Linked DNA regions of Mus musculus: regions 1 and 2 are each linked to region 3. Evidence: chromatin contacts called from ENCODE POLR2A ChIA-PET data. All regions are on one chromosome and are shown on one strand. The core of a region is the stretch at or near the end of the contact, and the rest is flanking DNA. Distances in the headings are between cores, read along the strand shown.

The links. ChIA-PET counts read pairs that join two places held with the same protein, here RNA polymerase II (POLR2A).
Region 1: POLR2A ChIA-PET joins it to region 3 with 12 read pairs in embryonic stem cell. The contact joins the promoter of Fxr2 here to the promoter of Nlgn2 in region 3. POLR2A ChIA-PET finds 5 or more read pairs at or near these places in 3 of 5 experiments (Patski and embryonic stem cell).
Region 2: POLR2A ChIA-PET joins it to region 3 with 11 read pairs in Patski. The contact joins the promoter of Mpdu1 here to the promoter of Nlgn2 in region 3. POLR2A ChIA-PET finds 5 or more read pairs at or near these places in 3 of 5 experiments (Patski and embryonic stem cell).

The regions. Positions count from the first base shown.
Region 1 is chr11:69,631,674-69,634,373 of GRCm38, reverse strand. Fxr2 (fragile X mental retardation, autosomal homolog 2) reads right to left here and starts at 1,403. Exons shown (of 17, transcript NM_011814.2): 1 at 976-1,403. The coding sequence starts at 1,056.
Region 2 is chr11:69,661,366-69,664,229 of GRCm38, reverse strand. Mpdu1 (mannose-P-dolichol utilization defect 1) reads left to right here and starts at 1,581. Exons shown (of 7, transcript NM_011900.4): 1 at 1,581-1,761. The coding sequence starts at 1,659. It overlaps Mir1934 (microRNA 1934), which reads right to left and starts at 1,187; the gene lies at 1,105-1,187. Cd68 (CD68 antigen) reads left to right here. Exons shown (of 6, transcript NM_001291058.1): 6 at 1-17.
Region 3 is chr11:69,836,386-69,839,085 of GRCm38, reverse strand. Nlgn2 (neuroligin 2) reads left to right here and starts at 1,302. Exons shown (of 8, transcript NM_001364137.1): 1 at 1,302-2,038. It overlaps Tmem256 (transmembrane protein 256), which reads right to left and starts at 561. Exons shown (of 4, transcript NM_026982.1): 1 at 437-561; 2 at 135-166. The coding sequence starts at 521.

The DNA of each region.
Region 1 (2,700 bases), core at 154-2,653, 200 kb after region 3:
GAGCTGTAATCCTAGGCTGAGGAAGAGTTCAAGTGCAGCCAGGGAGGGGATCTTGTCCCAACCACACCCCTTAAAAAAGTTCACAGGAATCAAATCTTAGGCAAAGAAAAAGCTGATTAAAGAAGCAATTCTGAAAGATACTTTTTTTCTTTCCAGAAGGATTGTCAACAAGCAGAAATCTGTTAGAATAAGAACTTGTTGAGATGGCCTTTGAGAGACAGTGAAGCTTAAACTTACCAAGAAGATAGAGGAATGACCTAAATATATCTAGAGTCAAAGAGATAAGCGTGAATCCATCCCTCATAGGTGATTTTGGAATATAGGTGTGGTGGGTGACAAACTTGTCCAACAAATCCACTTTATGGCTGGCTGATAAAAACCTGAGGCCAAAGATGCTAATGCTAAATAACACAGATGGGTTTTGACCATTTCTTGTCAGCCTGGGAACAGGAATTTAAGACCAAAAGTTGAGCAAATGGTCTAGAGCCAGTAGGCAGAAGGCTCCCTGAAGACCTAATGTGGGACAGTGGACCTTCCCAAGGGGGTCATGTAGGAAAAGAATGCGAATCCTCCATGTGCTTGGGCTGCAGGGGTGATGTGATTAAAAGCTGAAGTATCGCCTACACTAAAAAAAAAAAAAAAAAAAAAAAAAAAAAAAAAAAAAAAAAACAAGAAAAGTCGATTAGAAGCTAGGAAAAGGGCTTTCTCCAAAGGGACCCGGGGCTCCCATCCCCGCACAGGAATGACCTGATGGCCATGTTTTCAGCTGATAAAAGCAGGTGTAACAGCGAGCTCAAAATAAAAGCACGAGGGTTAACTCCCACGATCGCCACGGGAGGGTTTCGAGTGGGAACGTGGGTCGAAGGTTCTAAGGGTCAAGACCAAGCTCCAGAAACTCGATCCCGCTCCACTCTTCCCTGCCTCGGCTGGGGGAGGGGGCTAAGGAGGGTGGCCCGGGTCGACGCGCCGTCTCACCTTGTAGAAGGCCCCGTTGGAGCCCCGCACCTCGACGGGCAGTCCCGGCTCCACATCCCCCCCAGAGGCCAGGCCGCCCATGGCGCCGCCACCACCTCCGACTGGCCCGGCAGCAGCTGAAACAGAGCCCTGAGTGCGGGCCGGGCCGGGTCCCCGGCGTCTCCCTGGAGGAGGAGCCGGAGGGGGAGCCGCGGGGGGCGGGAGCCGGGCCGGCCCCACGGCGGCCCTGCTACAGCCGACGAGCAGGGGGCCGGGGCCGGGCCGCTCCCCGTCCGCCGCCGCCGCCGCTGCCTTGGTCTCCGCCACCGTGAGGGAAACGGCCGCCGCCGCCGCCGCCGCCTTCGTCACCTCAGCTTCCGCCCGCCGGCGCCCCCGCTGCTGCCTCGGTCCCGGGACCCGCCGCTGCCGCTCCACGGCCTCCACCTCCCCCTGCTGCCGCCGCCTACTGCGCAGGCGCACAGGGCACCCGCCCGCCGCGCGCGGAGCCGGAGGGCCAAGGCGCAGGCGTCTAGGCTAGCGACCCAGCTCCCGCTCGCCAGCGCGTCAGGGCTTCCACATTCTCTTGCACTCTCTCACGCCCCCTCCTGGTCGCCTCTCTGCGCTTGCGCAGAACGAGGCGAACGCTCTCTGTACCACTCCAACCTTCCACTGTCCCTGTCCCTTCCTTTCCCCGCCCCACAACACTGGAAGCAAACCAATCAAAGGGAGAGGGGGGCCGCGCTCGCTGCATCGGATTGGACTTCCGCCTCCACAAAGTGAGCCCCATGGAGCCTGGGCAATTTAGGGATGGGCATGCGCCCGAATGACTGCTTGGTCACTTTCACCACCTTTGTCTTTCTTGGTGCGCACACTCCAAAAAGGGGGGGGGGGGGGGAACCAAAAGGCAAAAACTGCCCAGTGCGCAGGCGCTGGGCTTTGGTGTCCATGCGCATGTGTTGACTCTCTGCATCCATAGGAGAATCAAGAGTCACTGTTGTTGGCTTAAGTAGACTTTTTTTTTTTTTTTTTTTTTTTTTTTTTTTAAGTTTTGTGAGACAGGGTCTCTTGTGTCCTAGGCTGACCATGAACTAACTAGGTAGTGGGGGAATGACCTTGAATAGGTCCTCCAACCTCCACCTCCCAAGTGCAAAAATTACAGCCATGTCATTACCATGCTTGCCCTAAGTTGACTAGTATTCTAGTAAATTTAGTGCCGTATGAAAAACAAAATGCCACATAACTTGATGCATAAATTCTGAGGGGATTCAATACAGGAAAAACTGTCATGGAGTAACAAAAGAGAGAGAGAGAGATGGCTCGAATACGAAGCTTAACGGGAATTGTATTCCTAGACCACAAAATGGAAGGAGATATCCTCCTGCAAGTTGTCTCCTGAACATCATACATATAACATCACTCGTGGTCACCCACACGTATAACAGATTTTTTTTTTTTTTTTGTAAAAATAAGGGGTGTGAGGTGGAGAGATGGCTCAGTGGTTAAGAGCACTGACTACTCTTCCAGAGGTATTGAGTTAAATTCCCAGCAACCCCATGGTGGCTCACAATCATCTATAATGGGAACTGGTACCCTATTCTGGTGTATTTGAAAACAGCAATAGTGTACTCATATACATTAAATAAATACTTAACAAAATAAAATAGGATCAGTGTTCAAACTACAGGTTGTGTCGTCAAGATTTAAGCTGCCACCACAATGATTGAGGCTGCTAACAACAACCTTCTT
Region 2 (2,864 bases), core at 332-2,831, 180 kb after region 3:
ATGAATGGTACCTACTACTCCTTTCTTTCCTCATTAAGAGTACAAACACTTAATGAAATCTTTTCTCTTGGCTTGCCTTGTCCTGCCGGGGCTAAAAGCCACGAGTTTCTTGTCATATGCCTTCCTGTGCCTTCCCGTGGCTGAGTCACCAAGAGACAGCTGGCAAGAAGGGACAAAAGTACCAGAGAGTGACCAAATGCCTTCATTGGTTCATCCCTCAATGTCCTGTGACTGCTGGTGAAGCTGCCAAAATTCCCTCCTCCCTCTGGGGCCAATGGCTGCCTAGTCCCTTACAGAATGAATCATTCCGACCTGACACCCTGTTGCTGACCCTCGGGGCGCAGCTAGGTACAACACAACTAAAATATGAGTAGGTGGCTGTATTAATTTATTTCAAAAGTGGTGACTGAACAATGAGATTCCATGTGCACTGTGGCCGGGGCTAGTTCACTGAGGAGCCCACTGGTGCAGCCGACTTCTATGAGGCTGTGCTACGAGGAACAACTTCAGGCCTCGCAAACACATCCCCGAGTACCAGAAGGAGAGGGAGCGGTGGCAATTGCAATCTGCCCTTGTCCAGATATAAAAAGGGATTTTTCAGACAGCCACCCACTGTACCAAAGTATAAATTCTACTGTTTATAGTAGGACATGGTTCAACGGATGGGAGCCAAGGATGGGTGCCTTTCCAATTTAACAGTCCCATGAGGTTACAGAAATTCTTGGACCAGAGCCCCCACACAGCAGAGGTACATGTGACATTATGCCCTGACCAGCAACTACATTCCCCTCACCCCCAAAAACAAGGAACTGAGAAACAGTTTAGGAATGCCCTACAGCCTGAACCAAGAGTAGGTGTCCTGGCAGTGTGGTGGAATGTAGATGGCTCTCTTCGCCTAACCCTAGGGGCCCTTTCCCAGACAAATACTGGAATTTTGCTCGCACCCTCTGGGTTCCCACCTAGACACAGCAGACTGAGGTCCCCTGTTGTGTCAGGGGTTGCTCTCCTGCAGCGGAGCTCGCCCCTTACGGATGGCTGTGAGCCACCATGTGGTTGCTGGGATTTGAACTCAGTACCTTTGGAAGAGCAATCGGCGCTCTTAACCGCTGAGCCATCTCACCAGCCCCACCGTCATCCTCTTAACATCTGGACAGAGGACGAAGCAGGGGACCAGAAAGAAGGCCCAGCTCGGAATGGCTCTTTTGCGGCTCTATTCCCTCTGGAGAAACCAAGAGGAAAGATAAAGAGAGCTGCAGTGCTTCTGCTAGCGCCATTTTGAAGACTCGAACTCTTTTCCCTTTCAACTTCAAACACTATCAAGTTGGCCGAGATTAGACAAGATGGCGTACATGCAGGGGGGACAGGGCGAGGGGGCAGCATGGACCTTGCTTTCAGAACAAGAGCGTAAACAAAAGTGAGGAAGTCCTAACAGCGCAGGCGCCAAACGCGGACACGCTTTAAAATTCGAACGTCAAGGCGCGCACAAAAGCCTGCCTGGGAAGGAGACCTGTGTCCCCTAGAGGAGGCGGGCGAGCATCACGGAGAGGGAAGAGCAGCCCTGGCCTCGGGGACAGCAGGGCGGGGTGTGCGCGGCGCGCATGCGCGGCGCGGATAAATGGCGGGGGTTGTCCCGCCTGGCGGAAGCTTAGCTTTCCAACATGGCGGGGGAGGCCGACGGGCCGTTCAAAGGGCTGCTGGTGCCAATTCTTTTACCTGAGAAATGTTACGACCAGCTCTTCGTGCAATGGGACTTGCTTCATGGTGAGTTTTATTTCAGCCTTCAAGGTCTAGCTGGAGCAGCCTTGAACCGTAAGTTGGCGTGACAGTGGCGATTAATGTCACCGCGAAGCTGGGCAGAAGGCGGTTCTGACGAGGGCGGAAGTGTTTGGGGCCCTGCATAGGAAAAGTGCCATATTTGGGCATGAAGGGGTGTCTCCCGAAAAAAAGTTAAATTTGTGTTTTACAATCTCGGAAGTCTGTACCCAACCCTCATCCCTTTCTGGGCTGGGAGTCGAACTCAGGGCGGCATGTGCTACTCTGCTAACCAGGCTCTAGCCCCAGGCTGGAAAACTCGGAGCTTTTTTGTCGTACCCCCCCCCCCCCCCCCGACAGGGTATAGCTCTGGCTGACCTGGAACTCGCTCTGTAGACCAGGCTGGCCTCGAACTCAGAAATCCACCTGACTCTGTCTCCCAAATGCTGGGATTAAAGGTGTGTGCCACCAATCCTCGGCGGAAAACTCGTATTTTATAAAACAAAATTAAAACCCCAGCCAGGCATGTAGGCCTCCTTTCGCCCCAAGCACTCAACTGACAGAGGCTCACAAATTTTTTTTTTTATCCCCTCTCTCCAGCACCAGCTTCTGGAATTTACTATGTGGCACAGACTGCCCTTGAACTGGCAACAGTCCTCCTGCCTCAGTCACTAGAGTGTTGGGAGTATAGCACTTTTCCTTTCCTTTTTCTTTACAAAGGCCTTTGATAAGCCTTCTCCATCTCTCTATTCTAAGTGACTTTTGGCTTACAATAGTCAAGACGCCTTCCTGGGCCAAATGCCCACCAGGTCAAAGATTCAGTGGTAGAGAGATTGCCAGGATCAGGGTTTTGTAGGCAGCAGCTCAGCTCACTCGCTGCAATCTATTGAAAATCAGCCCTGGACACAGGGTTTGAAAGAAAAATGTTTTTTAAAAAAAATTAGAGAAATTGCCAGGAACTGTGGCCCACACCTTTAATCCCAGCCCTTGGGAGGGACCCAGAGGCGGGAGTTCAAGGACAGCCTAGGCAACTGGATGAGTTCCAATACAACCAGGGCTGGCTACACAGAGCAGCCTTGTCTGGAAAAACCAAGATAAGAAGTAAATGATAG
Region 3 (2,700 bases), core at 53-2,552:
CAAGCCACAGGCCTGCAGTCCTTGCAGTAGAGACCTACACTTGACTGCCTTCCCATTCATCTCCCCACCCCCTCCCAGTTTAAGGACACCCAAACATCGCGCCAAGTCCAGGAGTCCCAGAACTGTTACTTCACCTCCTTCCCGTAGGCATCCGGAAACTGAGCGCCTGTAGAGAGATGCAAAACCAATCAGAACTGTATTGGCTTAGACCCTCTCAAACCCCAGGGGCACCTAAGTAGACACTGCATCCCTGGAAGCTTCTGACTGGTGGAAACAGATGTAGTACTGAGACGCTTTTGGACCTAAAGACAAACTTGAAGGTTCGGGGTTCCAAGGGATCTCTATTCCATAAAAGACAAGACACTTCCTATAGGTCCCTCCCCGCACCAGATCCCAAAGATTGCCCCCAGCCCAGCTGCATCCCACGTCCCCTGACCGTGTGCCCCGTAGGAGGCCAAACCCAAGGCCCCAGCTCCGGACAAGGCACCTAGGCGGCGGAAAGCAGCCCCTACCCCGGCCATAGCTGTGGGTGGTCACGCGCGGAACCAACACCGCCCTGACCACCCAACAAGCCAGCCAATCCCGATTGCCCATGCAAATAAGGTCCAAAAATGCCCAATCAGGGCTATGTTCATTTCAGAGCCCCGGTTCCCTTACAGACGCCTTTGTAAAACTTCTGTTGAATGGAGAAGATGTCTGGCGGGCGGAGAAACTAGAACCAATTAGGAGCGGAGGAGCGGAGCAGTGGGAGGCGGGGTTGAGGGTGGGACTAGAGGATTTGCGTCACGGATTGGCCCACTTTCCAAGTTGATCGCCTCTTCGACACCCCAACCCCACACCTCCAGCTAATTTGCAAAGATATCGGTCCCCCACAAAGTTCCACCCCTTTTTCTACAGGCTCCTCCTGTTCTGCTTCAAACCAGACCCACTCCTCAAAAGGGGCGGCCCCACGGATTTCTAAGCTCCACCTATTGCCATCAAACCCCTCCCATCCCACGATGGCTCCGCCTCTGTGCCTAGAGGCCCCGCCTTCTTCGTGTGATGCCCTGCCCTCTATAGTTCAGCTGTTCTCCCCCTTGCTAGACCCGGAGAGCCCAGAGGGTGGGAGATCCGGGGGGGCGGGGGGAGAGATGTCTTCACCCTGCTCTAGTTCGCTACGTCCATCCGTCCGTCTGTCCACTCCCACCCCTTTCACTGTCTTCAATCCCCCCCCACACTCCAGAGGGCGGGTGGGCAGGCGGGTGCAAGCGAGGGGTGTGCGCCGCTCTCTCGGCAGGGGGCGGGGGAGGCGGCCGCGCGGTGACGCGCGGGGCTGCTGCGGCTGCTCCGCCGGCGGATCATCACTCTCGAGCTGGGATGGACGCGGGGCGGGCGGGCCCTGGCGCGCAGAGCCAGGAGTCCGGGCCTCCTGGCTACTGAGCATTTCCCAAAGCCTCCCCTAGCCCTTGCCTTCCTTCCTAGGAGCCGCACCGACCTCTGCCTCGAGGCTCGGGACTCGGCCCCCGCCCTCTTCTGACTCCCCGGATCTCCCTCCCGCCCGCCCTCGGGATCGACTAGATCCCTCCCCCTCCCCGAGGATTCCGGCTGGATCCCTGCCCCTGCACCGCGGATTCTGCGCTCCGGGGCTCCGGGCCCCTAGGGATTGCCGTGGACTCCTCCTCCAGCACCCGATCCCTTAGGATCTGTCGCCTGAACCGCCTCCTGGTCCCTCGAAGCCATCCCAGAGAACCAGTGGATCTCCAATCTAGTCCTGTCCCATTGCTCCCTCCTGGCTCAGCCTTTCCCACTGCGGGGTTCCCTGTTCTTGAGCTCTCTCTGACCCTATACCCTAGCTTTCCTTTTCCTGGGGATCGACTGGATTCCGGCCCCGCCCCCCGGGGCTGGGGCGATCCCCCTCCCCCGCCGGGTGAGGCGCTGCAGGCGGGGGCTGGGCCTGCGGGGCCGCGGGGGCTCAGAGGCCGCCGCCCCCCTTCTGAAACCCGTCCGCCCCCCGCTCGGAGCCCTGGATGGAGGCACCACGGCCCCAGGGCTGATCCAGGTAGGAGCTAAGCCATGCTGGGTGGAGGGGGCTGCGCGGCGGTCCATTGGGGTCTTCCTCTTCCCATATTCCTCCCTGCGCCTGGTTTCCCTCAGCCTGCTCTGTCTGCGTGTCTCCGCCTAAGGATGCTCTCGCCGTGTCTCTGCGTCTTGGTCTCTTTGTCTCTGCCTCTCTCCAGTCCATGAATGATCCTTTGAATGGGCCCACAGACCCCGTGTGTTCCCATCTCCCCCTCCCCCTCCTTCTCCCCTTCCCGGCCAAGCCATTTTCCCCACTGCAGGAAGGGGGGGGGGCTGCGGCCTGAGCCCCCGTCCCTCAACTCTCCCCGGTTGGGGGAGTCGGGCCTGGGCTGGAATGGAAGAGCAAGGCAGAGGGATCGGGAGGAGGGGGGAGCAAGATGTGGCAGACAGAGATGAAGAGAGAAAATGGGGGAGAGAGTAATAGAAAAAAGGAGAGAGAGAGAGAGCACTTGAGGGAGAAAATCAGAGAAGGTATTTGGAGGAGAGAGCGATGAGAAACACCAAGGAGACAGAAATGAGAAAAGACTGAGGGGTGAGAGACTGAAGGCAAGAGCTGGAGCAAGCCAGTTAAGGCCAAGGAAAGATGCTCCAAGGGACCCTGTTCGGAGGAGAAAGATGGGGGGGGGGGGGCTCTAGTGGGAG